Linked DNA regions of Homo sapiens: region 2 is linked to region 1. Evidence: chromatin loops called from intact Hi-C (ENCODE). Cell type or tissue: CD14-positive monocyte. All regions are shown on one strand. Each heading gives the region's core, and the rest is flanking DNA. Links, peaks and the distances in the headings are about the cores only.

What was found. Peaks named below come from ENCODE experiments on the same cell type or tissue, not always from the same donor. Only the 100,000 strongest peaks of a DNase experiment are listed, where the experiment ranks them.
Region 2: it touches region 1 in a loop (2.9-fold over the local background); 15 of 110 quality-filtered maps call a loop at or near these places.

What each region holds. Positions count from the first base shown.
Region 1 is chr11:86,194,974-86,211,435 of GRCh38, forward strand. It overlaps the pseudogene FNTAP1. Among named protein-coding and RNA genes, the nearest start is that of LINC02695, 9.7 kb to the left of the region's middle. RefSeq lists enhancers at 7,237-7,737, 7,738-8,238. In CD14-positive monocyte, for the core only: a CTCF peak has its summit at 7,586; DNase peaks (open chromatin) are centred at 7,238, 7,707, 8,028 and 10,648; H3K4me3 peaks cover 5,082 bases; H3K27ac peaks cover 5,248 bases.
Region 2 is chr11:86,134,808-86,151,269 of GRCh38, forward strand. No RefSeq gene overlaps it. Among named protein-coding and RNA genes, the nearest start is that of LINC02695, 50 kb to the right of the region's middle. RefSeq lists cis regulatory regions at 1-288, 8,786-9,168, 13,712-13,762, 16,458-16,462. In CD14-positive monocyte, for the core only: no CTCF peak of the experiment used is centred there; DNase peaks (open chromatin) are centred at 7,034, 7,544 and 9,024; H3K4me3 peaks cover 4,855 bases; H3K27ac peaks cover 5,893 bases.

The DNA.
Region 1 (16,462 bases), core at 2,931-10,930:
ACTTGAGATAGAATTAACCATTCTCTCCTTTGGGCCTCTAATATCTCCTCTTCATATTTTTAATTGGGACATATAATGTTTTTATTGCACCAATATGCAATAAAACTGGTTTGTTTGCACTTCTGTTTGTTAACACCTTAAGAATAAGGACCATCTTGAGATGGCGGCCACCGAGGGGGTCGGGGAGGCTGCGCAAGGCGGTGAGCCCCGGCAGCTGGAGCAGCCCCCGCCCCAGCCGCACCCACCGCTGCCCCAGGAGCAGCACGAGGAAGAGATGGCAGCAGAGGCTGGGGAAGCCGTGGCGTCCCCCATGGACGACGGGTTTCTGAGCCTGGATTCGCCCTCCTATGTCCCGTACAGGGACAGAACAGAATGGGCTGATACAGATCCAGTGCCGCAGAATGATGGCCCCAATCCCGTGGTCCAGATCATTTATAGTGACAAATTTAGAGATGTTTGATTACTTCCGAGCTGTCCTGCAGCATGAAGAAAGAAGCGAACGAGGTTTTAAGCTAACCCGGGATGCTGTTGAGTTAAATGCAGCCAATTATACAGTGTGACATTTCCGGAGAGTTCTCTTAAAGTCACTTCAGAAGGATCTACATGAGGAAATGAACTACATCACTGAAATAATTGAGGGGCAGCCCAAAAACTATCTAGTTTGTCACAATAGGCGAGTAATAGTGGAATGGCTAAGAGATCCATCTCAGGAGCCTGAATTTATTGATAATATTCTTAATCAGGATGCAAAGAATTATCATGCCTGGCAGCATCGACAATGGGTTATTCAGGAATTTAAACTTTGGGATAATGAGCTGCAGTATGTGGACCAACTTCTCAAAGAGGATGTGAGAAATAACTCTGTCTGGAACCGAAGATATTTTGTTATTTCCAACACCACTGGCTACAATGATTGTGCTGTATTGGAGAGAGAAGTCCAATACACTCTGGAAATGATTCAACTAGTACCACATAATAGTTCATGGAACTATTTGAAAGGAATTTTGCAGGATCGTGGTCTTTCCAAATATCCTAATCTGTTAAATCAATTACTTGATTTACAACCAAGTCATAGTTCCCCCTACCTAATTGCCTTTCTTGTGGGTATCTATGAAGACATGCTAGAAAACCAGTGTGTCAATAAGGAAGACATTCTTAATAATGCATTAGGGTTATGTGAAATCCTAGCTAAAGAAAAGGACATGATAAGAAAGGAATATTGGAGATAAATTGGAAGATCCTTTCAAAGCAAACACAGCACAGAAAATGACTCACCAACAAATGTACAGCAATAACACCACCCAGAAGAACTTGATGGAATGCTTTGATATTTTATTAAGGGACTCTGCAGGAGTTTAAAATGAGGGTGATCCTTCCCTTTGCCTGTGGCGTAAAAATGCATCACACAGGTATTGCTTTTTAACAAGAACTGACGCTCCTTGGGTGCTGCTGCTACTCAGACTAGCTCTAAGCCATGTGATTGTTCTAAAGCAAAGTCATTGCATGGGAAGAGGAAGAAAAAGTCCCATAAACGAACTTTTGTAGTCTTATCAACATGTAATCAAATCCCTTAGCATCAGCTCCTCCCTCAGCGGTACACGCGTCAAGATTTGTAGCAGTAATAACTGCAGGTCACTTGTATGTAATGGATATGAGGTAGCTGAAGTTTGGTTCAGTAAGCAGGGAATACAGTGGTTCCATCAGAGCCAGTCTGCACACTCACATTATCTTGCTATCACTGTAACTAACTAATGCCAAAAGAACAGTTTTGTAATAAAATTATAGCTGTATCTAAAAACAAAAAACAAACAAACAAACAAAAACAATAAGGACTATCTTGTTTGTCATTGCATCTTTAGTCTTCAGTATTCTGAGCACTTAGGGGCAGAGCATGATGACCGGCTAACCCAACAACTACACCCAACTAATCTTTTGCCTGCTTCCACTATAAAAGCCAGAAAAAAAAGAATCATTTTTCCCAACCTCCCTTGCAACCATTAGACACTACACACACAAAAAAGCTCTGCCCAATAACATCTGAGCAAAGATCTTAGGGAGAAGCAGACTGCTTCTAAGAGCACTTATGCAATTCTGATAAAAGGGTCAGAGTGACTGATACAAACCGTCTCCCTTTCCTTCTGTCTTGAATACAAACATGATGCTTGAGTTGGAGTAGTGCCATCTTGCAACCATGAAGGAAAAGCCCAAAAGGCCACTGAGCCACCCAACAAATGCAGCTGCTGCATTTATGTTACATGAGAAAATTGTACCATCGCCGATTCAATCTGCTGTGTTTGTGTCATCTGTTACTTGCACCTGAGAACATTCCTAAGTAACTTATAAATTAATAATTTTTGTCACTTAAAAACAGGTAATTTTTTTATTTCAAATATTTTCAAATGTTTAGTCCCAGAAACTTCTCCTCAAGAGGAATTTTAAACTAAGCCGAATAAATAATGTTGATCAAAGGAGAGGTGTTCTCACTGAAGAGGAAAGGAGATTGCTGTGTGGACTACCAGCCTTTTTCTTACTCCCTTGTTTTCCCCAGTAGCTCCTGAAGCACATATTTAAAACTTCTATGGCTTCTCTGAATACTGAACTACTCTCTAACACTTGATGGGAGTGTAAACTTGAACAGCCTTTTTTGTGCACAGTTTGGCAGTTTGAGGACAATTCCTATCATGTTGTTAAATTATGTAATCTTTGACTCAGCAATTCCATTTCTAAGAATCCAGCCACAGATATACTGGCATTGTTGTACAGAGATATGTATATATATACAGAAGGTGGTTCATTACAGAATTGCCTAAAGGTTAAAAAAAGAAAGAAAAATTTTAAAAAACAACATAGATGTCCAATAAGGAACTCATTAGTTACTTTATAGCACATTCATCCTCTGGCATATTCTGCACCCATTACTGACATTGAAAGGTCTCCAGGATATAGTAAAGTAATATACCTTTAACATATATTTAAAAAGTAACTCATAAAATACTATTAAAAGAAAAATCAAATGAGTACATAAAAATATACATATGTAGGTATGTTAATGCATAGAAACATGTCTTGAATGAAGACAATGTTAACAGTGATTACTTTTGGGTAGTGGGATTGAGAGAGAGAGAGAGAACTTCAACTTTTTACTTTGTAAACCAGTATATTGTTTCAAAAATTGGCATGTATTTATTTTTCTTAGGTAAAAAATAGAGAATAGTACCTTGCCAAAGAAGATAAACTGATGATAAATAAGCACATAAAAAGATGCTCAACATTATATGTCATCAGGGTATTGCAAATTTAAAAAACAGTGAGCTACTACCACCTATTAGAATGGCAAAAATCCAAGACACTGATAGTACCAAATGCTGGTGAGGATATGCAGAAACAAGAAAGCTCATTCATTGCTGGTGGAAATGCAAAATGGCAAAGCCACCTTGGAAGATAGCTTGGCAGTTTCTCACAAAACCAAACATGTTTTTACTATATGATCCAGCAATTATGCTTCATGGTATTTAATCAAATAAGTTGAAAACTCATGTCTACACAAAAACCTGCACACAAATGTTTATAGCAGCGTTATTCATAATTGACAAAACTAGGAAGTAACCAAGGTGTTCTTCAGTAGGTGAACTGGTAAATAAACCATGGTACATTCAGAGGATGGAATGTTTTTTAGCACTAAAAAGAAATGAGCTATCAAGCATGAAAAGAGTGGCATTCTCTCTATTCTCCATGAAAAGACATAAAGGAAACTTAAATCCATATAATTATACTAAGTGAAAGAAGACAACTGGAAATGGCTCCATACTTTATGATTCCAGCTATATGACATTCTGGAAAAGACAAAACTACAGAGACAGTAAAAAAGATCACTGGTTGCCAGGGGTTAGCAGGAATGGAGGGATGAATAGGCAGAACACAGAGAATCTTTAGAACAGTGAAACTACTTTGTATGATATAGTGGTGGATACTTGTCATTATACATTTGTCATAACCCATCCATATACATATAGCACCAAGAGTGAAGCCTAATATAAACTATGGACTTCGGGTGGTAACAATGTGTCAATGTAGGTTCATTCATTGTAATAAATGTACCACTCTGAGGCAGAATGTTGATTGTGGGAGAGACCATGTGTGTGTTGGGGCAGAGGATACATAGGAACTCTCTGGACTTTCCACTTAATTTTGCTGTGAACCTAAAACTGCTCTAAAAAATAGTTTGTTTAAAAAATAGAAACAACAATTCAAGACTTAGCCCAACATATTTTATTTTATTAATTTTTTTTTAAGGCAGACAGGGTCTTTCTCTGTTACCTAGGCTAGAGTGCAGTGGTGGGATCATAGCTTACTGTAACCTTGAACTCCTGGGCTCAAGCAATCCTTCTGCCTCAGCCTCCCAAATATCTGGGACTACAGGTGCATGCCACCATGCCCAGCTAGTTTTTTATTTTAGTTTTATTTTTTGTGGAGACAGGCTTTTGCTATGTTGCCCAGGCTGATCTTGAACTCCTGGCCTCAAGTGATCCCCCTGCCTCAGCTTTCCAAAGCACTGGGATTACAGATGTGAGTCACCATGCCTGGCCTAGCCCAACATGTTTATTCAACAGGATGGACTAGGTCCTGTGAGGGTACAGTGAAAATTAAGACATAGTCCCTTTTCTCAAGGTGCTTGAATATAATACAGCGAAGTTTTAAAACTATACCATACTATAAAGCAGATTTTTTAAAAAGTGCTGTAAGAAAAACACAAGTAACTGATTATGAGAGTCTAGAGAAAGGAATGAGTTCCTCTGTTCTGATTAGGGGGGATATGAGAATACTTCACTGCAGCAGAAGCATGTGAGTTGGATCTCAAAACATAAATACATTCTTGTCAGTCAGATAGAGTGGGAAGGGAACAGGAAGAGCACTCTAGGCAGAGGGAACAGCACAAGGAGGCCTGAAAGTGTATATTATATGTGAGGAATTGTGGCTGCCTGGATGGCTATCATGTAAGATAAGTAAAGGGATACCTTGGGAAATAAAACTGGACACGAAAAGTGGGGTAAAAGCATGCAATATCCTTTATACTCCATGCTAAGCTGTTTATATTAACAAAATATAGGGAGTTAGCACAGGTAGGCCAAGTCAATCACTGGTAGATTAGATCTGTTGTCCTGCAGCCAGGACAGGAGTTAAGAGGCATAGGCCTCTGTCCAGGGGCCTGGGCCAGGGTTCAAGAGGGATAGGTTCTGATGAGCCCACACTCTGAAGCCTGCAATGGGAGCACCAAATACTTGAACTCCTGGGCTAAAGCAATCCTTCTGCCTCAGGAGGATTATGGGGTTGCGCCAACAGCCAATTAAGGGCATCTTAGCACCTTTTGGATCTGAGCAGCTCTGGCCTCCCTGCTCAGCCCCTCTGGCTGGCAAGACCTTCTATAATTAGAAATCATGCTTTCTTATGCTTGGTGTCCCCTTTTAGGGTCATCTTCTCTAGCTAGACAGAGGAGCCTTGTGGGGATATTGGTAAGGATCCATTTTCTTCTTCCTATACCCGCTGTTCTAGGAGTTGGGTAGGAACATGTCCCTATTGACCTACCTCTCTTGAACCACCTATAATTCAACCAAGGAGTTTGTACTCTGGAACCTTCCTCATTTCTCTTGATTCTGGTTTTCTAAGCTCCTGACATTAAATTACTCTCTTATTTTTTCTCCTTGGTTTGATTTGTGTTCCTGGCTCTGATTCCCAATTATTCCAAAACATATTAGTTTAATGGTTTGGCCCTACATTAAACCTTACTGTGAACGACAGCCTTAAATGCCCCCTCAATAAGGGCTTTTTATCTAATATAGACCCTGCATCACATCATTGCACCTAAGCTGCCTATGATCTAATCAAGGATACATGATTTTTAAACACTAAACAAAATATAAGGTTGAATAGGATTAAACTGTAAAACATCTTGCAGTTAACAAAGAAAAGGCAGTAAAATGCAGTGGGAAAGAAAATGCATTCGAGACATCTGGATTCTAGTTTTATTTGTCACTAACTGGTTGCAGGACTAACCAAGTCTCTCAACCTCAACTATAAAATTGAAGGATTGTTCTATATGACTTCTCAGAGAACTTTAAACTCTGTGACTAGTGCTATGTGGGTAGAGAAAGGGAGGGATCTCTTTGGGTGGGATTTGTTGAGTAAGTCTTCTGGGAAAAGAGGAAAAGGGATATAAGGTGAGCTTTAAAGATGTGTGGGATTTTTTACTGGGAAGATGAAAGTGAGAGCACTTGCAGAGTTGGAGGTAAAAATGTTGGTAAAATAAGGAAGGAGGAATGAGCAGAATGGCTCACGGCACAGCAAACACCTAACACGCCAGCCTGAGCACAGCAGCTGGTAAGCAGTGGGAGAGGCCTGGAGGGGCAGGCTATGGTGAATGCTGTTGGACACAGGCTGAGGGGTCACAGAGGATCTTTGTGGAGAGAAGATTAGTCTGGAAAGAGTGGGCAGGATGGAGGGGTGGGAGAATATATTGGAGAGGAGGAGAGGAGTTTATGACCATGGTCCAGTTATGAGTTAAATACATTTGGACTAGGGTAGCTGAGATGTGAGTAGAGAAAGTGGTAAATCTGAGAGGCATTTTGAAGCAGAGATTGAATAAAGAGGAATAAGGAGGAAGTGATCTAAGTTAACTAGCAAAGCTTGAGGGGAGATTTTGTTAACAGGAAGGGGAAAGGAATTTTTTTGGGGGAGGTTTGGTCTTCTAGGGAGTTTCATTGTTTCATTCTTAGACATGAACATGTGTGAACAGTTGTACTGGGAGTCTTTTAAAATATGTACATTTTTGTAGGCAGTTAGAAATGTGAATATTATTGTCAAAACAGATAGATGAGTTTCTAAGTGTTCACACTGAGGCAGTAGTTGAAACTGTAAAAGCAGATGCTGTGTATGAAGAAGAATATTACAAAGAGAAAGACATACAATAATTAGAAGAAAGAAATTATTACACATTTTATAATGCTTAACTATTTAGCTTTACATTTTATTTCTAACTTAAATCCAACTCTTATAGTACTCCTTTGACCTGTCCTACAAATTTATCTCTCTCAATCTTTTTTTTTGCATAAATATTAGCAATCTTTTCCTTTTCTTTGTGGGTAACTGTATTAGTAAAGACAGGTTAGCTTATACTAACACTCCAAATCTCAGTGGCTGCAAGGTATTTCTCATACACTCTACATATCTGTCACTTCCCCTCACATTTTATTGGCCAATGCAAGCCACACAGCCATATAAATCCTCAAAGGAGGTGGCAGTTTGATCCCCCAGTGTACATTAATGGGAAGAGTGGGACTATTTGTGAAAAGTTCTAATGATAACCATAGTAACACACTTTTTTCCTTAGACCGTTATCTACAACCATGCCTCCTCCACCTTTTTATTTGTACCGTCACTAAAACGTTTTCAGTATGAACGTTTTATAAGCAGCAGTATGGTGGCATAATTCTGTGGCATAATTCCAAGTTGTTTCTGCTTCTTTGCTCTTTTCTCCTTATTTTGATGCTGTCTTCCTTTGGTTCCATGACAGGCTCTCTTCTTTTCTTCCTTTCCCTATTCTTAGAACTGAAGAGACTCAAGGAAATGCTACAACGGAATCAAAACAATTTTATTTTATTTTTTGAGACGGAGTCTCCCTCTGTCGCCCAGGCTGGAGTGCAGTGGCGCGATCTCCGCTCACCGCAAGCTCCGCCTCCCGGGTTCACACCATTCTCCTGCCTCAGCCTCCGCAGGCGCCCGCCACCACGCCCTGCTAATTTTTTGTATTTTTTTTAGTAGAGACGGGGTTTCACCGTGTTAGCCAGGATGGTCTCCATCTCCTGACCTCGTGATCCGCCCGCCTTGGCCGGCCTTCCAAAGTGCTGGGATTACAGGCGTGAGCCACTGCGCCCGGCCTCAAAGCAATTTTTACCCCATCTCTCCTCCCTGTGGTTGGTTCCACTTCTCTTCCTTCTTTAGCAAGAGTCATTTCTTCCCCTTTGAGTCCTGCTGCACTTCCTTCTTTTTCTCACTTCCATGTCACTCAGAGGTTAAGGCAGTTGTAGAGCAAAACAACCAGCTGACAAGCAATAGATGTTATGCAATTCACCATTTATTCTGTGCAACATTAATTAGCTGGTTGTCCTGATTTTCACAGCCTGTGCCCACCCCATACATTGTTGACTTCATTACTTCTAATAAGAATTAATCTTTTTTTCCATTTGAATCCCACAGAATGTGGTTTGAGTCTCTAATCTGATTATTACAGTCTGCCCTTCCTCAGGGTTATTTTTGTATATGCTCCCTCACTAAATCACAACATCCTTATAAACAGTGATGTGCACATAATAGATACTCAATAATTGTTAACTCACTGATGAGTCCTAAATTTGACTAACTTGCCATTGGTTTTGGTAACATTTGGGTAAATCTTGATTCAGCAATTGGCACTCAGACTTTTGCTCATATCTAGAAAAAAAGGAACATATATAAATAGAAAAAAATATTATCTGTTGAAGACCTTTCTATTTTTCACCCTCCATATTAAGATTGTAGTACTATTGTTTGTTTACAATTCATACCACACCTGCTTTCTAAGAGGCTTTAAGTAGACGTATTAGGCAATATATTCACTTATTCATTAATTCATTCATTCACTGATTTACTCAATAGTCACTTAATGAGTCCCTATCATAGGCTAGGGATAGGATAGAAAGTCTAATAAAAGGTTGGGCATGGTGGCTCATGCCTGCAGTACCAGCACTTTGGGAGGCTAAGGCTGGCAGATGGCCTGAGTTCAGGAATGCTAGACCAGACTGGGCAACATGGCGAAACCCTGTCTCTACTGAAAATACAAAGTGTGGTGGCACCCACCTTTAATCCCAGCTACTTGGGAGGCTGAGGCATAAGAATCACTTGAACCCGGGAGGCAGAGATTGCAGTGAGCCAAGCTGGCACCACTGCACTCCAGCCTGGGTGACAGAGTGACACTCTGTTTAAAAAAAAAAAAAAAGTCGAATAAAATGTGGTAACCTCTTTCAAAATCTGGGAGCAGGGGGGAGACACATAAGTAAAGCAATTGCTACTGTGCCATAAACACTGTAGCCTAAAGGAGAAGCATCTAAGTGAGATTGGAACTTCTTGGGAGATGCGACCCCTGAAACTAGCTTTGAGGTTAAGAGGAGGAGATAGCTGGAGAATTGGGGATGGTGGAGCAAGGGTTTTTATGAGAAGGAAATGTGCCATGTGCAAAAACTGAGATGGGAAATAAAATTACATGCTCCAGAAACTGCTCAAGAAATTCAATAGGACAGATCCATAACATCCTAGTTGAGGAATGGCAGGAGACAAGCTAGTGAAATGAACATGTGTCAGATCTAAAAGCATCTTGTGTCTTAAAGTAAGGAATAGTAACATCAAAGCTATGGAACACATCGAAACTCCTCTGCCAGGCAAGTGGGGTCTCAGATGCCATTCTGGGATTATACTTACAGAAGCTGGGTGTGGTTATGGGTAGGGTAAGACACTCCCCATAATATGCATGGAATAGAACTGAGAGGATCTGAAAGTGAGGGCCCAGGGGACAAAGCTAGGATTAATTCAAAGCTGACAGGAAACCAGAAATAATTAATATGAAACATGACCAGAAAGTACTAAGACATAGCAAAGAGGAAAAAATGCAGGGTCAGAGGCACAGCTTAGCATCTTTTTGTTGTTGCTGTTGTTCAGACAGAGTGTTCAGTCTGCTGCCCAGGCTGAAGTGCAGTGGCGCAATTTCAGCTCACTGCAACCTTCACCTCTTGGGTTCAAGAAATTCTCATGCCTCAGCCTCCCGAGTAGCTGGGACTACAGGTGTGCACCACCACACCCAGCTAATTTTTTGTATTTTTAGTAGAGATGAGGTTTCACCATGTTGGCCAGGCTGGTCTCAAACTCTTAGCCCCAGGTGATCTACCTTCTTCAGCATCCCAAAGTGCTGGGATTACAGGCATGAACCACCACACCCAGCCACAGCTCAGTATTTTAAAGCCACCTTTTCCCTTTTTGAGCTCCTTGAGCCAGTGTCTGGATGGTAAAGGAATATTTTGAACTGATTTGGACCTAAGGCTATCCAAGTATTTTAAGCAGAAGAGTGATAGGGCCTGTTGTTGCTCTTTTAACTCTAGACACACAGCATCTTGCTATGTCCTGTGAGCTCTACCCCATATGTGTCTGGCCCAGAGAAAGTCCTCAATAAATATTTAGTGAATGGCATGGACTTGCTACTAATTGTTAAGCACAGGAATGTTTTGTTTAGTCTATATTAGGTGAGTATAATGCTACAAGAAAACTGATTTCATAGAAACCTACAAGAATTTACTCTTCTCTTTTATTTATTGTAATAAATGTCCACTAAAATTATGTTATTTACCAGCCATCCAAATGTAAAATTAATCTTTTTTTTTAACAGTATCTCAGACATACACATTTAAAGCATACACATTAAGGAATAAGACAATAGAAAAGACACCCAAAGAAGTAGAACCAACTAAAATATAAAAACAAAATAACAAACAGTTTACCAATAAAGTGGTATACGTTTGCGTAACATCAATACAGAAACAGTAGCTAAGATGATTGCAAAAATGGAGTTAAGCAATACAAAGCTGCTTACAAGACTTGTACGTGTAAATTCTTGATCGTAATTGAACTAATGGTGGTGAAAATAAAGTTAAAATTTCCTGCAGATGTCAGGCGTGGTGGCTCACACCTGTAATCCCAGCGCTTTGGGAGCCTGAAGCAGGAGGATCGTTTGATCCCAGGAATTCTAGGCCGCAGTGAGCTATGATTGCGCCACTGCATTCCAGCCTGGGTGACAGAGAGAGAGAGAGACAGTGTCTCTAAATAATAAATACATACATAAAATATTAAAAAGAAATAAAAGAGATTTCCCATGGGAAACTTCATCATTTGCCTGCCATTCTAAAGTTGGAGTGGGGGGCAGAATAGGTAAGCTTTGGGTCCAGTTTATCATGAGAGAATGCATTAAGCAAACAACAGTTGAACAGAGTGTGGCCAGCTGGTACAATATGTCACAATGGTGCCATCATGAGACAAGGCCACGTAATATAAAAAGCGAGGAAGGAAATACAAACTCCAAGTAAAGACCAAATTGCTAAGGGCTGCAGGGCCTCCCAGACTACTCTTCATTCACAGCATAGGCTTCAAATGTGCCTTGTGAATGTGCATATGTAACATCTGAATGGATGTGCATTCTAAGTTAAAGTCAACACACATTTAAATCTGTACAGTTTTAGTTATTGATATGAACTTTCAGCCTCAGATTTTAGAATGATTTCTTCATGCTTAACAACATCACCAGATAACAAGAAGCAGCAAGCAAAAATGGCCTTTATGGTATTATAAAAAGTAAATATCTTTGTCTTATCTTTGTCCCAGATTCCTGGCACACAGCTCCCGAAACATTTTGGAATCCTGGGAATGATAAGGGTAAGACTATATTTTGCATGCTAATTAGATGTCTGGTGGCTGACGGCCCCTAGCAAGCTTCAGCATAGGGGCTGGAAGCCAAAAAGGCCAAGTCTTGATTAGAAACTTGGAACTTTCATCCCCATTCTGCTGGGGAGGGGAGAGGGGGTAGAGATTGAGTTCAATCACCAATGGTCAATGATTTAATGAATCATGTCTACTTAATGAAACTTGCATAAAAACCCATAAGCTGGCCGGGCGCGGTGGCTCACGCCTGTAATCCCAGCACTTTGGGAGGCCGAGGTGGGCGGATCACGAGGTCAGGAGATCGAAACCATCCTGGCTAACACGGTGAAACCCCGTCTCTACTAAAAATACAAAAAATTAGCCGGGCGTGGTGGCAGGCGCCTGTAGTCCCAGCTACTCAGAAGGCTGAGCCAGGAGGATGGCGTGAACCCGGGAGGCGGAGCTTGCAGTGAGCCGAGATTGCGCCACTGCACTCCAACCTGGGCGACAGAGCGACACTCTTTCTCAAAAAAAAAAAAAAAAAAAAAAAACCCATAAGCAATGGAGTTCAGAGAGCTTCCCAGTTGGTTAACACATCCGCATTCTGGGAGGGTAGCACACCCCAGCTCCATGGTACAGAAGCTGTTATGCTTGGGACTTTCCTGGGCCTCGTCCCTATACCACTCATTGGCTCTTCATTTGTATCCTTTAAAATACAAATATAAGTAAAGTGCCTTCCTGAGTTCTGTTGGCCAGTCTAGGAAATCATTGAAACTTAGGAGGGGGTTATGGGGATATTTGATTTATGGCTGGTCATATAGAAGTACAGGTGATCTAAAATAGCATGGTACTGGCATTAAAAACAGACATATAGACCAATAGAACAGAATGGAGAGTCCAGAAATAATTCCACACATTTATGGTCAATTGATCTTTAACAAAGGTGCCAGGAGCACACAATGAGAGAAGGGCAGACTATTCAATAAATGGTATTGGGACAATTGGATATCCACATGCAAAAGAATAAAACTGGACCCTTGTCTCACACCATATGCAAAAAAAAAAATCAACTCAAAATGGATTCAAGACTTAAACATAAGACCTGAAACTGTAGAACTACTAGAAGAAAACATAGGAAAAAAGCTTCTTGACGTTGTCCTCAACAATAACTTTTTTTGGTTATGACCCTAAAAGCACAGGCAGCAAAAACAAAAATAGACAAACGAGAGTGCATCAAACTAAAAAGCTTCCTATAGAAAAAGAAACAATCTATGGAATACAAGCTATGTGCAGGAGAAAAAAGACAAGAAACAACCTATAGAATGAAAGAAAGTATTTGCAAGCCATATATCTGATAAGAGGTTAGTATTCAAACTATGCAGGGAATTCAAACAACTCAATAACAAGAAAACACATAACCAGATTTAAAAATGGGCAAAGGGTCGGGTGCAGTGGTTCACGTCTGTAATCCCAGCACTTTAGGAGGCCGAGGTGGGCAAATCACCTGAGATTGGGAGTTCAAGACCACCCTGACCAACATGGAGAAACCCTGTCTCTACTAAAAATACAAAATTAGCTGGGTGTGGTGGTGCACGCCTGTAATCCCAGCTACTCAGGAAGCTGAGGCAGGAGAATCTCTTGAACCCGGGAAGCAGAGGTTGCGGTGAGCTGAGATTGTGCCATTGTACTCAGCCTGGGCAACAAGAGTGAAACTCCGTCTCAAAAAAAAAAAAAAAAAAAAAAAGAGAAAAGAAAGGCAAAAGACCTGAATAGACATTTCTCAAAAGAAGACGTATGAATGGCCAACAGGTATATGAAAAAATGGTCAACATCACTAATTATCAGGAAAATGTAAGTTAAATTAAAACCACAATGAGATATCACCTCACACATGTTCGAATAGCTATCAAAAAGACAAATGATAATACATGTTGGTGAGGATGTGGACAAAGGGGAACCCTTGTACAATGTGGGTCAGAATGTAAATTGGTACAGCCACTATGGAAAATCACGTAGAGGTTCCTCAGAAATTAATAATAGGACTACCTTATGACCCAGCAATCCCACTTCTGGATATATATCCAAAAGAAAGGAAATCAATATATTGAAGAGATATCTGCATCCCCACAATCATTGCAGCATTATTCACAACAGCCAAGACAGAAAATCAATCTAAGTGTCCATCAATGGATGAATGGATAAAGAAAATGTTTTACACACACACACACAATGTAATATTGTTCAGCCTTTCAAAATAAGGAAGTTCTGTCATTTATGACAATCTGGGTAAACCTAAAGGATATTATGCTAAGTGAGATAAGCCAGGCACTGAAAGACTACAGATACTACAGATCTCACTTATATGTGGAACTCATAGAAGCAGAGAGTAAAATGGTGGTTAACAGGGCCTGGGGGTAAGGAGAAAGGAATGGGGAGATACTGTCAAAGGGTAGAGGGTTTCTAACTGTTAGGATGAATAAATTCTGGAGATCTATTGTACAGCATAGTGATGATAGTTAAGAATACTGTATTGTATTCTGGAAAATTGCTAAGACAATAGATTTTAAATGTTCTCACTACAAAAAAGTTGTATGTGCAGTGATGGATATGTTAATTACTTTGATTTAATTATTTCACCACATATACATATATCAAAACCTCACATTGTACACTGTAAATATATATCATTTTTATTTGCCAACTATAGCTTAATAAAGCTAGGGGAGGGTGGAGAAGTACAGGTGATCTGATATTGCACGTAGCATCTGAAATGAGGGCAGCCTGTGGCTCTGAGCCCTTAAACCTGAAGAGTCAGAGGCCAACTCTGAGTAGTTAGTGCTAATTGAATTGGATTGTTGGACACCCAGTCAATTTCCAGAGACATGGAGAATTGGTTGGTGTGAGAAAACAACCCAAAAAGTTGGTGTCAGAAGTGCTGTAAGTAAAAACAGCTTACTTCTGGTAAAATGTACCCTACTAATTTTACTATTCTATTTATCTGGTAAAAAAAAATTAGTAGAATCTCATAGGTTCTGTGGGGTGTGTGTGTGTGTGTGTGTGTGTGTGTGTGTTCATGAGAAGTTTGGTTTGGTAGGTGCAGAAGTTTGGCTTTAGTGGATGTAGAAGTAAGTCTAGGGTTTTTTCCCTGAAATATTCCAGGTCTAGGTTTAGTCCTTGCTTTGTTCTTTCTCCTCGATATTCCATATTCCTTACTTCCTTCAAGTAAACTTCAAGTAAACTCACTGTTTTTGGAAACCAACATTGACCTCATTCAACTCAGTTACCTCTACTTGGTTCAGTCAAATACTCCAGTGTTTAACACATTCTGTAAGGCAGTGGAGAGCTGTGGAAAGGTTTTAAACCTTGAGAACATGGTAAAATTTACCACATGATTTTAGGTAATCACTTGGACCAGAGGTTGCATACCAGAGACTCAATGATAGAGGCTCTCTAGTGTAGTGCACAAAAAGCGCAAGTTCTGGAGTCAGCCAAACCTGAGGCCACATCTGGTTTTCAACACTTATTGGATGTATAACCTTGAACAAGTTACTCATTCTCTCCAAGCCTACATTTCTTCATCAAGGGCAATAGAAATCATTTTCAGTTAAGTCATGTTTGTAAAGCACTTAATGCAAACACTGGCATGTAGAAAGCACTCAGTAAATAGTAACTAGTAAGTTAATTGCTGTGTTGTTCTGTGAATGTTTTCTTTGTTGTTTCATGAGTCTTAACTGGATTTTAAACTCCTGGTCTGCATCTGTCTCTTTTACTTCCCACTAAGGGCACCTGATACAGTGTCTGACTAGATTCCATCCTAGACTCATTCCTTTTAGTCCAGGGCTGACCTGGTACAGTCCTGATTAGAAGGTTACTCAAATGTCATCCCGTTCCAACTCTGGGGCAACCTTATGTCAAAGGAAGGTAGACTAGGCCAAGGTGGTCTTTGACATCCACTTCTTTCTTTTTCATGACCCTGAAACCTTAAACTAGGATCACTTTAGGCTTCCCCTTCTGGACTCACACCTCACTCAATGCCACACTCCCACGCCACTCTTCTCCTGTCCACCTAGAATGAGTCCCTCGTTAAAACTGACTCTGGCCCGGCACAGTGGCTCACGCATGTAATCCCAGCACTTTGGTTGGCCGAGGAGTGCGGATCACTTAAGGTCAGGAGTTCGAGACCAGCCTGGCCAACATGGTGAAACCTTGTCTCTACTAAAAATACAAAAATTAGCCAAGCATAGTAGCACAGGCCAGGAGTCCCAGCTACTTGGGAGGCTGAGGCATGAGAATTCCTTGAACCTGGGAGGCGGAGGTTGCAGTGAGCCGAGATCACACCATGCATTCAAGCCTGGGTGACAAAAGTGAGACTCCATCTCAAAAAAAAAAAAAAAGAAAGAAAGAAAAACTCTGCCTTTCCAGCCCTATCTGCTCAGTAATTCATTGAATATGTTCAACAAACTTTTGCTGAGTGCTTACAGCATTCTACAAACTGGGGAAATAAAATGGAAGAGCTACAGTCGTTACACTCCAGTAACACATGTTTTGCTTATGCTATAATACAATTAGTGCTGGGATTAGTGAATTTCATCCCCAGAATTAGAACCACCTGTGAAGCTTTTAAAACTACAAATGCTTATGTCTCAGTTAATTTAGTAAATCTAGGTCAGACTCAGATATATAAAATCTCTGAAACTTTTTCGAAGATTTTACTAACAGCCAGGGTTAAGAACTACGGGATGTGTTGTGAGTAGAAAGGAGATAGGGATCACGGAGTGTTGGATGAACTTCTTGTTGGAGCATTAAATTGCATGCTGAAGGATGTGTGGTTTTCCAGAGAGAGAAGAGCATTCTAGGAAGAGGAAAAGCATAAAGCCAAAACCTAAGGCCTTTGAATTTATCAGTATAATTTTTACTAATATATGAGTTGAAGAGCGTTAGAAAACCCACTGTTGAATAACATTTATGCACA
Region 2 (16,462 bases), core at 4,875-12,874, 58 kb before region 1:
GGACTTAGAGGCATAGATAGATAAAACCAGGACTCTGCCCAGGGCTTATAGACCAAAAAACAAACATTGTAAAAAAAACCACAATGATAAGTGAACTAACAGAGATATGCCTAGAGCCTTGCAACGGCAAAAGGACATGACCACACATTGCCTAGAGAAGTCATAGGGAACTTAACTGAGGAAGTAGCTTCTGAGCTGATTATTTGAAGAGAAGTCACAGTTTTCCCAGGAAATTAAGAAGGAAAGAGTGTTCCGTCACAGAGAACTGTGTGTACAATGGCAAAGGGCTGGAACAGAGTCTGTCATATACTGGCAACAACAGAGAGTTCTGTGTGCAAGGAGTTCCAAGTGTGTGATGAAGGGGGGTGGAAAAGAGAAGGGAATGAGGGCAATGTCCAGTGTCAGGAGAGGGATCTAGAGAGAGAAGCAACACCTGCTTTGAAGGAGTCTACAAAGGCTGATAAGACATGCATAAATCATTATAATGCATGGTAGAATGATCCAGTGTTTTTCAGAGGATCAAAGGATGGAGAGGAGAGCTCAGAGAAGAGAGAGATGACTTTTCACTGGGAGTTAGGGATATATTACTGATAAGTCAAGCAGGGTTCAAATTGATCCTCTTTTACTATTGAAATTCAAGTAGAAGTTAAAAATCTGTGATATGATTACTTGTGCAATCGTGTTCTCATTGGGTCACACCTTTAACTTGATAGACCTGATCCTAAGTCCCAACACACCACCCAGTGGGGTGCCCATTCCCATTACATAACATATTGGTGTTTTCTTCACTACTCTGTTACCCATTGCCTACAACAGTGCCTGACACCTGGTAGGTACTGAATAAATATTTGTGGAATCAGTCTTTTAAATGATATATTTTTATTATGGCAACTACACACTCTAGGTTTTTCCCAGTGTCTTAAAAAGTCTGTCTCCCTTGGGAGGCCGAGGTGGGTGGATCACGAGGTCAGGAGTTCAAGACCAGCCTGACCAACATGATGAAACCCTGTCTCTACTAAAAATACAAAAATTAGCTAGGCATGCTGGCATGTGCCTGTAATCCCAGCTGCTCAGGAGTCTGAGGCAGGAGAATCACTTGAACCCAGGAGGCAGAAGTTGCAGTGAGCCAAGAAAAAAAAAATATATATATATATATCTGTCCCTTAGTCGCCATTAGTACCACTGTATTTGTCATGCATCTGGATTTCTGACTTAGCTAACACGGTAAGAGAACCCACAGATACAATATAGAAAAGCTTCATTCTCAGAAACTCTCCCTATGCGAGCTGGAGTTTTTGGGAGGGAGGTGGGAGAGAAGTGTGGTTTAGTAAGAGCACACCATTTCCGGGCTGGAGGCCTCAGCCATTCCCTGCTGCACAGTTAACTGCCCATGCAGTCTTGGACCAAGGCATCTTGTTGTCTCGTTCTTTGCCCACTGAACACACAGGCTCTGAGAGTCTTGGATGGAGGTGGAAAGCATTCGCATCTTGAAAAGGATGTAGTTGGGGCACTTGTGGCCTTGTTTGTTTCTTTCCAGAGCTCTGGCTACTGTATTGGAAAAGGTAAACTTTCAGATCTGCAGGGATGAAAAAGTGTGTTGCTTCACAACTTAGCATCTACCTGATACTGCCTGGAATGTAACATTTAATGTGTTTAATTATCATGGTCAAATGAATCATCAGTGAAAATCATTATCAACTAAATATGTTCTGTTTTTTTTTAAACAAAAGATTCCAACTTTGTTTAGTTTTAGGTTCAGATGCCAAGTTTTTTAAGCTGAGGAATAGGCTTGCTTTATATTCTGACCTTCTACAGTCTCTACCTCTACCTCTCCTTGAAAATTCTGAATCCCTTCTGTATTTAGGAAGTAATAGAGAAGGCTGTCTTTCCTAATGGTTTCACCGGCCTCTCATCAACCGAAACTGAAAGCCTTTGGAATTCTCTCCACCATTTCACCACTGCACTCTTGAGTCCTCTTGATTCTATCCCCAGATTATTCTTACATGTATTCCCTCTTGTCCAGCACATTAATTGAGGTTCTCAGACTGAGTTATTCTAACTGCCTTTTAACTAATCTCTCTGACTCCAAGACCTCATTATCAAGCCAGCCTTTGCACTGCTACAAAACTAACCTCCCTAAAACACAGGTTACACTATGGCCCTCTCTTCCTTTCTGGGCATATCCTTATAACGCAGGGAATAAAATACAAAATTCTAGCATGCTATTCAAGGCCACCTCAAGTCTTGACAATGCTTTGTGAGCCCAACCTCTGGAAAATGAAAAATACATAGAAGAAAAATAAATTTATAAAATAAGCTGGATATAGTTCATAAAATCTGTGTCCAAAAATCTACTGCAAAAAGTGTTTTGTGTGTGTGCATACAAATATAAATTTAGATAGATAGAGATATGTATATGACACACAATGTTATAAATGGTTAAGATTTCTAGACAAGCCCATACAAATCTATTTGATGTATAATTTGTAAACAAACTACTGTGCATGTGCAACAAAATTACTCTGCAATGCCGATAAATAAAATAGGAAAACCATTAAAATTTAAAATAATTTTTAAGAAATATATCTTGACCACTGACCCTTGAGATGACAAGATGGACAGATGACTCCATTTGTCTTTATAGCTAACATTTACACTGTGCTTACAATATGCCAGGCCATATTCTAAGAGCTTTACAAGCAATAGCTTTACAAGTATTTGATCTCACAACAACCTTATAAAATAGATACTATTTCTCCATTTTGTAAACAAGGAAACTGAGGCATGGGGTAATTAACTTGCCCAAAGTCACATGCAAACTGGTAAAGGTGGGATTTGAATTCAGACAGCTTGGTTCCGAAGTTACCACTGCTTAAATTAGCACAGCCATTATGGAAAACAGTATTAAAGTTCCTCAAAAAATTAAGCATAGAACTACCATGTGATCCAACAATGTCACTACTAGGTATATATACAAAGGAAATGAAATCAGTAAATTGAAGAGATATCTGCACTCCCATGTTTACTACAGCATTATTGACAATTGCCAAGATATGGAATCAATCTAAGTGTTCAACAATGGATGAATATGGATAAAGAAAATGTGATATATATATATGTATATATATACCACAATGGAATACTATTCAGCCGTAAGAAATAACGAAATCCTGCCATTTGCAACAACATGGATGAATCTGGAAAACATGTTAAGTGAAGTAAGCCAGACATAGAAAGACAAACACAACACGTTCTCACTCATATGCAGAATTTTTAAAAATTGATCTCTGGCTAGATGCAGTGGCTCAGGCCTGTAACCCTAGCAATTTGGGAAGCCGAGGCGGGTGGATCACCTGAAGTCAGAAGTTTGAGACCAGCCTGACCAACATGGTGAAACCCCATCTCTACTAAAAATACAAAATTAGCCAGGCATGGTGGCACATGCCTGTAAACCCAGCTACTGGGGAGGCTGAGGCAGGAGAATTGCTTGAACCCAGAGATAGACGTTGCAGTGAGCCAAGATTGTGCCACTGCACTCTAGACTGGATGACAAGAGTGAGATTCTGTCTCAAAAAATAAATCAATCAATAAATAATTATAAAAATAAAGATAACCAAAGTTTCCACATTTAATGACAATTCTATCTTGAGAGCCACTGTAGAGTTACCAGGAGGAGCTAGAGCTGGTTAATGGTGGAGAATGTGCAGGAAGTGTCTAAAACTGTCAGGGCTAGACTGGCTGGGGAACAAAACTGGGTAGTCAGGATTGGGTATTGGGTACATGATGTTTTACTGAGGTAGTTTTAGTGCCAGTGATATTTCAGTGTTCAGACTTAATTCATTACTGTAAAGAATAAATTATTAAATTTTCAGCTTTTAAAAAATCATCAAATAATCTGTGTAGATAATCTCCTTAATGTCAGGATGAAATGAGGGTCAGATGAGGAATTCAGGAATGGGGCTGGACACAGAGATGTGGTGAGAGATGGTGAAGCTTATGAATGGGGTAAGGTTGTTACCCATGTCATTTGTTCATTTTTTAAAAGTGATAACCAATTTCTCTGAGTCTAAGATCTCCTAATCAAGCCAGCCCTTGCACGGCTACAAAACTAACCTCCCTAAAACACAGGTGAGACTATGGCACTCTCTTCCTTTCTGGGCTGCTCCTTATTGGCTTGATTTTTAGGGTCCAGTATATCCAAAGTGTCAAAACAAAAATGTATTACTTCAGAGGGACATGCAGGAGGAAGAGGTTAAGCACTGAGTGCTAACCACAGTCTGCCTTGGGCAGAAGCAGAAAGAAGCCTCAGGCCAAATGATAGAAGGGAAGTCGCTTTCTGTTTTTGTTGCCGGAAAGGGCAAAGAATCAAAACACCACTTTCGCAATGAATGATCTTACAAAATTGCAATAACTGTGACAAGACCTGAAAGACAAAACGCATTTTTGAAACATCTTCATGCAGTATCTTTTTGCTTTGAAGTATTTCCCATTTGAAAATTGGGATTGTTTGATGATGTACCATCATCTCTGGTATCAAGACAAATACCAAGACAAATCTTGGTAGATCAAGACAAATAAAATATTGTGAGAAAATTGGGATACAGAACCAGGTTCAAATCCAGGCTTTACCACGTATCAGCTGTGTGTTTTTAGGCAAATCTTAACCTCGCTGAATCTCAGTTCTTTCATTAATTAAAGGGGAATAATTTTACTACCTGAGCCTTAGGATTGTTAGAGTGCCTCAGACAGTCAGCATTCAGTAAATATTCAAATATTCATCAAATAGCAACAGTGGTTAGTGGGATTACAGTTGATTATTTATTTTAGGTCTCTGTATTTCTTAGATTGTCTACCATGAGTATATGTTGTTTTTGTAATTAGAAAGAAAAATAAAACTTATTCTTTTTAAAAATGAAGGCCGGAGGGCTGGATACAGTGGCTCATGCCTGTAATCCCAGCACTTGGGGAGGCCAAGGCAGGAGGATCACTTGAGCCCAGGAGTTGGAGAGCAGCCTGGGCAACATGGGAAAACCCTATCTCTATCAAAAATACAAAAATTAGCCAGGCATGGTGGTGTATGCCTATAATCCCAGCTACTTGGGAGGCTGAGGTGGGAGGATGGTTTGAACCCAGGAGGCGGAGGTTGCAGTGAGCCGAGATCGCACCACTGCACTCCAGCCTGGGCAACAGAGCCACACCTTGTCTCAAAAAAAAGGCCTGGTGTGGTCACTCATGCCTGTAATCCCAGTGCTTTAAAAGGCCAAGGAGGATCGCTTGAGGCCAGAAGTTCAAAACCAGCCTGGGGAATGTAGTGAGACCTCGTCTCTACAAAAAATGGAAAAACAAAAAAAAATTTAACTGGGTGTGGTAGCACACGCTTGTAGTCCTAGCTATGTAGAAAGCTGAAGCAGGAGGATCTTTGGAGCCCAGGAGTTTGAGGCTGCAGTGAGCCATAATCATGCCACTGCACTACTGCCTGGGCAACAGAGCAAGACTCTGTCTCAAAAAAATAATAATAATAAAAATTAAAGACGAGGGGCATAATTTCTCATATTTTTACATTTGCTCTCCCCACCCTTGTCTCTTTTATGTCTCTTTCTGCTGTTATAAAGAGTGCATGCTGTCTATGCAGCGATATTCAGAAGGCATCATAGAATGACAGTCATTCTCTATTCTCCAGCACAGTGCTTTTGGGGTCAGCTGACTCTACCCAGGCCTGCAGTACTGAAATGAGGCTCAGATCAGGGTGGTGTCTGTGTCCACGGGAGATCTGTTCTCTCGATTACATATCGATTCCCATCCTACCATTTCCTCAGTTTGACACTAAGCTGGATGCTCCCAGCCATCCCCAGTCCTCAGACAACTGTATTTTTTCCCTCTAGTTTTATTTATTCGGCACCAAGGCCTAGTGGCACCGACATGGCTGCAGGAGTCAAGCCTGCAGTTGGTCTTTGAAAAACAGGGAGAGTGTGGGCGAGTGCATTAAAGGAAGCAAAGCTCTGGCAGCAAACCAGCTTCTAATCTTGACGCCACCCCTGGTTCTCTTCTTTTCTTTATCATTTTAGGCTTGTGGGTCCCAGATCTCCATATTTGCCTTCTGGAACTGCTTTAGCAATAAGAAAAAAGATGGATGAGGGAATTAGGGCCGAGTTACTCCAGCCCCATGAAGCACTCCAGCACCAGGAAGCATAACCTGAGGCTCCATCACGTTTGGAGCTGCCTGCCTTGCAGTGGCCCATCCCTCTCATGCAGAGGGCCTATTTTCAGAGTCACAGAGGTAGGGAAAGAGCCAAAGGGCCAGAGTCTTTCTGAATATGTGGGCTTTGGGAGTACAAGGTGCCCATCATCAGATTCCTCTCAAACCCGTGGCTACTTGCTTGCTCCCATCCCAGTAAACATTGTCGCCATCCACCAGCTGCCCAAGTCAGAAATCTAGGAGTTGCTTTGGACCACCTTCCTTTCTTCACATGTCTCATCCAAGTATACACACAATCCTACTTACTCTACTTTGTAAAAGTGGCCCTTGAAGCCACCCACTTCCCATTTCCAACTAGTTGAGACAAATATGCTCTTCTGTCTCTATAACTGGTATCCCCCAAATATGACAATTGTTTAAATGCCTGGTAGTCCCAAATAACAGCAAGAGAGCATAAGGTCACACAGACAGTCAGTGACACATAGATCCAGAGGGGAGTGCAGGCTTCCTGATTCCTAGTCCAGCACTCCTTCTGGATTTGTTCATTTGTTCAATATGCTGTATTGAGCCCTTAAGAGATGCCAGTCACACTGCTAGATACACTTATCTCTGGGGTTTCTCCAGGGTCACCTCTGGGGTGACTTCCCATATTGGATTATGGTTTTCTGCCTGTTATTTTATGTCCCTTTGCTCCGGCATATCACAGAGTAGGGCATCCCTCAGGCCCCTGCCGGACCTCTCATCCTAGCAATCCACAAGTTGGCTTCTGTGTGGTTTACTCACAACAGCTTCTAAGCTGTGGGGCCAACAGAAAATACACACATTGAGGCATTTCTCCAGAGGAAGAAACTATGTGAGTCAAACATTTAAGCCACAAGTAAGTGCAACTATTTCCCTCTAGACCAAACTTCTGTACATAGGAAAGGGGAACAGGAAGGTTGATCTGGGTTCAGTTTTCATTCCTATCTCACTCCATGACATCTTGGGAAGGAGGAGCTCACAGCATAAGTCCTTAGCATATCCAGAATTCCACTGATTCATTTAACACATGTTAATGAAGGTGTGCCATGTGCCAGGCATCAGCATGGGTTCTAGGAACCCAGTGCTCTGTCACACAGATGGAGATTCTGTCCTAGGGGATTTTGTAGACTCACACAATTGGACGTAACCTACTACTTAGTTTCCTTTTAAATACATTCATTTTTTAATGCCATATTCACAAATTTCAAATAAAGGATTATAGAATCATAGAATACAGGAGACACAAAGGAGATACTCATTTAACCCAATGCCTTTCTCCTCTTAGTCAATGTTTAAATCTCTTTCCCAATATCCCTCTCAAGTGATCATGTGATTCCTCCTTGGACACCCACAATGACAGAGGATTTACTGCCTCCAAGGTGATCTATTCTATTTCTGAACAGCAGCAAGGGTTAAATGTTCTTCCCTGTGTGAAGCCAAAATCACTTTCCCTAAAACTTGTATTGCGTTCTGCCCTTTGGGCCTATACAGGACAAGACAGTCTCTTCCATTCTGAGTGGGCCCTGGCTATGTGAGGATGGTTGTTACAGTGCCCAAGTATTCTCCAAACATCTCCCCTTGATGCTCCCTCTCCCCTTGAACATGGTTTTGAGCTCATTCTCTAGTCAAATGGCCAACAGAGCCACCCTCCCCTGCCCAACTCTGTGGAAGGAACTTCACGTAAACAATATTTTCCTTGATTCTCCCACATTAAGTTCAGAGATCATGCCACTATAGAGCATCCTTCTCTCACCTCTACAATACCCCATCACTTGTGTAACTCTGTATGTACCATTGAAACAAGCAGGCAAACTAGAGCTAATAATATTGAGCTTTCAGGGTGGCTTTGATTAAAAGAGATAATGAATGTTGAATCAAATACTGAACAAGTATTGATTGAACACTCATCCTACACTGCACACTGTGCTGAGCTCCGTGTGTGACACCATTCTGAGGAAGATAGAAAAGGTCTCTAACCTTACGGAGATTTTAGCCTAGATCCTGAACATAAGCCCCTCTCCAGGGCTTGTACAGTTTTAACCAAAGGTGGGGGTCTTCAGAAGCAAATCTCCATGACCTAAGCTGAAAGCTCAAAAATGGTACCATTATGATGGTCATCATGATGAACTTAGATACGACCATATTAATGCCAATACAGCCTTTAGATGTTACAATTTCCCTGTGAGAATAATACTTTTGGAAACCTAAGAAAGTCCATAGTGGTATTTCTAATGACTAACAACCATGGTATCAACTATGGCCTCATTTTTTCCTACTAGAAACTCCGTATTTCCCATAAATCAAGGAGTTTTATAATAAATGACCTGGGTTAGCTTCTACTGAGCGACTATTCTAATCTGGATCACTTTTCCTACCTTGGTCAAACCAAATGTGAGATTTTAGGGCAAAGCAGCAGTTTTATTGAGGGAAGTGCAGTTGCACTTACAGGCATGGTGCCAGGCGCCTTTCCTCCTTCCACTGTCTGCTATAGTCATTATCCTGACCACAGTTCTCTTCGGCCACCATCTTATTCGGCATGCTACAGTTGACAGAATTTGCATCCAATATTAAAGAGGCTTTCAGCTTTTCCAAAAGCTGTGCCTTGGCTTCCTTATCATTTCACATTACAGCTTGCACATTGTTTGGTCAGGGAACTGATGGGAATGGAAGTTATTTACTGAAAAATAAATCACCTCTTATTTCAGTTGAAACCACTGTTCTTCCTGTTTCTCTGTTACTGTCAGATAATCCACCATCTTGGGTGGAGTGTGCATGAAACCACTACCTAACATATGACCAGGGGAGGGAAGTGACCACAGGATATCACTATCTGTGTCAGAAGAGTGGCAAATGTTTAGCAGGAAGCACTTCGCATTTACTGGTACAGCAGAGTTGTATATCTGGGAAGATGGTCCATGGCCACCATGTTACTAGGATGAGAGTTAAGGTCTCTTTCATTACACCTCATCCACTGCCCCTATATACTGACAACATTTATTAATACTATCTACGCTTTTGGATATTAATCATAATTTTTTTTTTGAGACAGTTTCACTCTTGCTGGAGTGCGATGGTGAGATCTCGGCTCACTGCAACCTCCACCTCCTGGGTTCAAGTGATTTTTCTGCCTCAGCCTCCCGAGTAGCTGGGATTATAGGCACGTGCCACCACACCCGGTTAATTTTGTATTTTTAGTAGAGACGGGGTTTCTCCATGTTGATCAGGTTGGTCTCGAACTCCCAACCTCAGGTGATCCACCCGCCTTGGCCTCCCAAAGTGCTGGGATTACAGGAGTAAGCCACCACGCCTGGCCTATTAATCATAATTTTATCCATGTGGCTAATATCTACAATTAGCCTGGCATTGTGCTTGACACTTTATGTACTCTATCTCACTCAATCTGCACAACAAATCTTATGTGGTAAGCATGATTATTCTGTTTTCATATGAGAAAACTGGTTCAGAAAGGGCAAGTGGGTTGCTCAGGGTAACTTTAATAAGATTCAGGCCCAGTGTGGTGATGCACAGAGCCTGACATCTTTTCACTCTCTTACTTTACCACCTGGTACGCACAGAGCCTGACATCTTTTCACTCTCTTACTTTACCACCCTGTACACATGAATCCCAATCCAGAAAAGAGGGGGCCTCTCTCAGAATGTCCTTCCTCCCATACTTGTTCACTCCCTCCCATTATTTGTGTTTTTATCTCCTACACAGGCTTGCAAGTTCTGATGAGGGGAAGATGCCATTCATCTTTGTAGTCTTCCAGAGAATAGAATACGATAGTGTCTCAAAAAATGCCAAGTGAAAGCACACACACAAACCAGAATATAACGCTATAGCTGGAATTTCCGGCTCCTAGTTCAAAATTGCAGAAAGACTTCCTTCTTAAGTATAATAATGAATCTAATCTTATGTAGCCTATGTGATATTAATAGTAGCCTTGCAGTGACTGAACAGTAAAACCTCTTTTTCACTGTGGCTCCAAATTGCACATCCTCTTGGTGTCCAAAGCCAAAGAGAATAAAAATCCTCCCACCCATAGTGTGCCAGTCAAAAGTAGCTGAGTCAAGACATGCAGTTTCTCAAATATGAATAGAAAAACTTTCTGCTCTACATCAATAGGAGAAGCTTCCCCAGAAGCACAAGAAACTAGTGAGAGTCATTGTGCAAAGAGCGTAAGAGGAGAGATCTCCTCTTTATATACAAAGCTGGCTTTGCTGGGACCAGATGCAGATTGAGAGGCAGTGTTCTCAGTCATTAGTATTTAAGACCCTGACACCTGAAAATCATCATTCCAATTAGAATGGAAGAAACATGCAAGAAATAGGTGCACAGGGATCAGCAAGCCAAGAAAGAAAGAGGACTGGGATGGCAATAACTCTCCAAATTTATGGAGGGCTTCCTATGTGCAGGCACTTACTTTATTAGTTTTAGTATTTATAACAATTTGAGGGGTAGATCTATTTTGCAGATGTAGAAATGAAGCTGTAGAGCAGTAACCTGCCCAAGTTCTCCCTGTTGGTAAATGTAGAGCTGAGAGAATTGAACTCAAATGTCTGACTCCAAAGCCTAAGTGCTTAACCATTAATGCTAATCATTAACCACACTTAACTAACCATTTCATCTTTTCCTTGGCGAGCAGGGACTAGAGGTTACATACTAGAAATCCACTGCATATTCTTTATTGGCCTTATTTACATTATGAAAAAACTAAATGTACAGTTCTCATTCTGTAAAATGGATGCAGTCATTCAAAATTAATCTTTTTGTTGTCAATTTCAGTCCTGGGCTAACAACCTCCCCTAGATAATGTACAGAGACATCTGGACTCAGTGTCTCCACATTGACAATTTTATTCAAGAAACTCATATCCAGAGCGGCCAGCCAGATAAGCAGCAGCCGTTATAGGCTTGAGCCTGATAAAAAATGTTGCTTGAGGCCGGGCATGGTAGCTCATGCCTGTAATCCCAGCACTTTGGAAGGTCAAATCCGAGGCAGGTAGATCACCTAAGGTCAGGAGTTTGAGACCAGCCTGGCCAACATGGTAAAACCCTGTCTCTACTAAAAATTAGCCAGGCCTGGCAGTGTGCTCCTGTAAACCTAGCTACTTGGGAGGCTGAGGCATAAGAATCGCTTGAACCTAGGAGGCGGAAGTTGCAAAAATGTTTTTTAAAAAGCTACTTGTTTCACTTATATTAGTAGAGTGGATTATAGTCTACCATGCACTTCATATCTATTATTTCATTTGATCCTCTGAAGAATGTTATGAGATAGATAAAATAAGTAATATTATCCCTATTATATATATGAAGAGGCTCACTTAGAATTACAAAATTAGAGCCGGGTGCAGTGGTTCACACCTGTAATCCCAGCACTTTGGGAGGCTGAGGCAGGCAGATCACCTGAGATCAAGAGTTCGAGACCAGCCTGGCAAACATGGTGAAACCCCATCTCTACTAAAAATACAAAAATTTGCCGGGCATGGTAGCAAGCGCCTATAATCCCAGCTACTTGGGAGGCTGAGGCAGGAGAATCACTTGAACCCAGGAGGCAGAGGTTGCAGTGAGCTGAGATCGCCCCACTGTACTCCAGCCTGGGCAACAGAATGAGACTCTGTCTCAAAAATAAATAAATAAAATAAAATTAGAAAGTGGTGGAACTGGGACTGTAGTTCAGGGGGACTTTGAGTTCAGGTCCTGATAATCCAAAACCCAAATAAACAAACTTCTAGCCCTTTAGAAATATGGATGGAACCATGCTCAAATCTTGACGTTATCACACAAGTCTATCAGCTTCACACATCACTATCACATCTGCCAAATAAGAATGAGGATATCTGCTTTGCAGGATTGTTCAACTAAATGAGATAATGTAGGTAAAGCCCCTTCAATAAAGTAGTGAACAGAACAGACATGGATCCTGTCCTCCTGAAGTTTATAGTCTGGAATCAGGAGGTGGCGATTAAGAAGAAAACATTCAATAATACACACTTAACTATCAAGTTATACTAATAAAAAGTGTCATAAGGGAAAAATACAGAGTGCTATGCAAATGTGCAGTGGGGTGACATAACTTAGAGTGTGGTCCAGAGAGGCTTCCCTAGGCAGTGACAGCTAAGCTGAGACAAGAGGATGCAGTATAATAAGCCAGGTGACATGGGGAAGTGTGAGGCCATGGGTGTGGGTGTCGGTTACAGCAGAGAGCGTTCCAGGCATAAGAAGCATTTTTGAAGACGTGTGGTGCCCATGAGAAACAAAGAAATTACTTGTGGGGCTGGAGTGTGAAGAGATCCAAGAAGAATGATGTGACAGGATGTTGGTGAGGTTGGCAGCCTTCATGGCATGTGGGGCCTTGCTGGTCAAGTTTAAAATTTTGAACTTTATCCTAACAGCAATGGGAAACAACCAAAGGGATTTAGGCAAGGGGGCAACATCAATAGGTTTGAGCTTTACAAACTTCCAATTCCTGACTAGGGAAAGTTGGGATCTTTTTAAAACTTTTCCTTTGGCCGGGAATGGTGGCTTATGCCTGTAATCCTAGCACTTTGGGAGACTGAGGCAGGCGTATCACCTGAGGTCAGGAGTTCAAGACCAGCCTGGCCAACATGGCGAAACCCCATCTCTACTAAAAATACAAAAATTAGCTGGGCGAGGTGGCGGGCGCCTCTAATCCCAGCTATTCAGGAGGCTGAGGCAGGAGAATCACTTGAACCAGGGAGGCAGAAGTTGTAGTGAGCTGAGATCGTGCCATTGCACTCCAGCCTAGGCGACAGAGTGAGACTCCATCTCAAAAAATAAAAACAACAACATCAAAAAAGCCCCTTTTCTTTATTTTTTTGAACAAACACTTCCTTAGTACCTCTTATATTGCAAAGACAGCAATAGGCTGTTTGTTTCAAATGTAGAATCTGAAGACTTAGAATGGGGCAAGAACCAACATGTCCCTTTAAGGAGCTAGAACATGTCACCTCAAAGGCTCCCTCCACTTCTGCCACCTAACGCAGTTGCTTCTTACTCTAAGCAAGAAGTAACCTCCAAATCCTAAAAGTACATTAAGAACCAGTGGGACATTTCTGGGAAGCTCATTTATTTATTCTTTTTGTTGAGCAGACAAATATTAAGCATCAACTATGTACCCAGCACTGTACTGGGTGCTGAGGGTACAGGATTGATAAGATGGAGGTCCTATACTTTAAGAACTCATGGTTTGGGGTTGAGGTAGGCCAGAAAAATAACAATCCCAACAAACTAGAATCTGTTACAAGAGAAAAAGCCAGGAGGGAGTTGCTCACAGAACCTAGAGTGAGGAAAGCTTTAGAAGAGGTGATTAGCACCTAATATATGCTCCGTAGCTGCATACTGAGTAAATTTAAGTTTGAGCTGAGTCTTGAAGATGAGGGGAAGGTTAGCAGGGAGAATAAGAGGAGTAGGGAATGAACAAGATCACACATATCAGAAGAGTGTCTTTTGAGATTATTTTATCAGCAGTAAACTGGATGGGTTGAAAGGGAGAGATTATAGGCAAGGAGGTCAAGTAAAAACCTGGAGCAGTGATCCTGCTGAAAATTGAAGAGGACTTCATGTGCACTCAGCAGTAATTGGGACTGTGCTCAGTTTGCCTAACCTTAGCTTGCTCTCAGTGGTATGGTGCACGGCTTGTAATTGTTATTCGCATCTCCCCATGAATGCATGCCTGTTCTCCCTCACTAGGGTGGAGACTGTCATTGACTGAAATCCTTATAACACTTAATTCTGTACCCTGCACCCCATGCATCCCCATCAAAAGCTGGGTTGATGATTGGATTCCTCGAGCTGGCGTGGGAGTGGGAGAGCTGGAACAAGGGAGCAGGGAGAGGAAGGGAACCAGGGCTGGCAATGAGGGTCAAAAAGCATTTCATGTTATCTTAAATTTTTTTCACAAGTGTAATGATGCCTTTATGTGTTCATGACTTAATTAAATAGTTTTTTTTAAGGTAATAAAATCATTAAGAATATGCAGTATTGCTTTTCACTGCTTTTCTATTTTTCCTTTTCCTTTTTGTTTGTTTGTTTGTTTGTTTGAGATGGGATTTTGCTCTGTTGCAGGCTGGAGCACAGTGATGCAAGTATGGCTCACTGCAGCCTTGACCTTTCAGGCTTAAGAGGTCCTCCCACCTCAGGCTCTTGAGTAGCTAGGACCACAGGGGTGGGCCACCATGTCCAGCTAATTTTTTTTTTAGAGATTAGGGTCTCACTGTGTTGCCCAGACTGGTCTCAAACTCCTAGCCTTAAGCAGTCCTCCTGCCTGAGCCTCCCAAAGTGTTGAGATTATAGGCATGAACCACTGTGCCATGCCCAGTAGTGCTTTTAATAGTGAAAAGTTTGAATTACCTAAATATCCAGCAATAGAAATATTACCAAATCAATCATGATACAATTTCAATGGCAGAATTTAACAAAAATAATGTTGTTGAGGTATGTTCACAGATATAAAGAAGTTAGTATTTTATAGTTCCACTTAAAAGTAAGTAGATATTAATTACTATATTCTGAATTATCCCATTTTTGTTAACAAATATATGCACAAAAAGGTTTAAGATACCTTTATATAAGAAGTTTATGTAGTTTCTACATCAGCGGGATTCTGTTGTGCTTTCTTTTACTTCTCTATTTCCTAATTTTTAAATAAAAAATAAATAATAAGAAAACCCCAATTTTTAAAAATGTTAATGAAATGAGAAAACTGAACTAGGAACAAAGAGAGTAAGAAAGCTAAGAGGAAAAAATGTACCATGGTGCCATGGTGGATGGGGATAATAAAGAAAGTAGAGAAAAGACGTTCTTGGAATTGTTTTTTTTGAAAGAGATTTTCTTATTTTCCATAAAGTTAAGGGGAAAAATATTTTTGTTCTCAGAGTTTTTCAGTGTGCTTTCCAAGCCATCAAATTCCTAAATATAACCAAAGTTGATGATTTTACAAGTAAGCCAATATAAACATAGTAGATGTTTATATTTCAACATTAACAACGTGACATTGGAGCTGCAAAAGATCTTCCCAATTGGCCATATTTTATTTTTCTCAAAAGTTTCCATTTTCAGTCCCCTTTTAAAATACATCCAGTCCCCCCTCCCCACCCCCACTCCACCCCTTTGTGGCTTTAAAATTTCAAGAAAAGGCAGAACCAGATTAACATAGTAAAACTGGGGACAGAGCATGTGGAAGAAAGGAGCAAGAGGGAGGTGGTAGAAGGTTACGCATTTGGGGAGGAAGAGGAAGAGAAGGAATTTTTGCAGAGCCTTGCCTCAAAGAGGTACTACTCAAACTTAGTCAAATCATGTAGGCTCTTGTTAAAATGCAGGTTTTGATTCCGCAGATCTGGGTGGGACTCCCTGGTGATACCCATGCTTACTGGTCCATGGACAACTTTGAGCATCAAGGCCTTAGACTCTGGGACTTTGCTCTTCCACCCTGGTCACATTTCACATGGGCAGCCTCTGGCTGTGATAACCTCTTTCTTTCTAACCTAATAGGGTTTTATTTTATTTATTTATTTATTTATTTTTTTGTCAAAATACCAAATATTGGAAACTTTTCAGAAAGTAGTTTAACCATGAGCAAGGTACAGTTCAAGGTACTCTCCATGGAAGAGAGTAAAATGGGAAATACAATATGGAATGGGTAGAAGCCCCTGATATACGAATGTTATTTGTTATAAAGGGCGTGGTGTTGTGGAAAAAGCCCTGGACTGGTTGTCAACAAAACTGGCTTCAATACTAGTGATTACTAACTAGCTATATGCCCTTGTGCCAGTCATTTTTCTCTGGTTCTCTGTTTCCTTTCCTGTTAAATAAAATAATTGGTCTACATGGCTTCTAAAATCTTTTCAGTTCTGACACTTGAAGAATCTATAAAGGAGATCCTATATCAATAGGAAGGGAGGGAAAGGGATGTGCCACCACACGCGCAGCTGCCAAGGATCCTGTACATGTGGTATTACTGTGGTGGAATCTCCCATTTGTCTGCCCAGATGCAAAAATGTTATTGGAGTGAGAGACTGGGAAACTTGCCTGGTATGAAATCCTAGTACCCCAACTTCCTGCTTTTGGCAATTTAGAGTCTTGGGAATCAGTCCCAGCCCCTATAAAATAAGGCAGACCCTGTAAACATGCCTTCCAAGAGCCTCCAATGTAGCTCTGACAGCTTTCAAATTCTAAGCTCCTCAATCCTCCATTCTCAGGCCACCCTCAGGTTTCACCTCATTC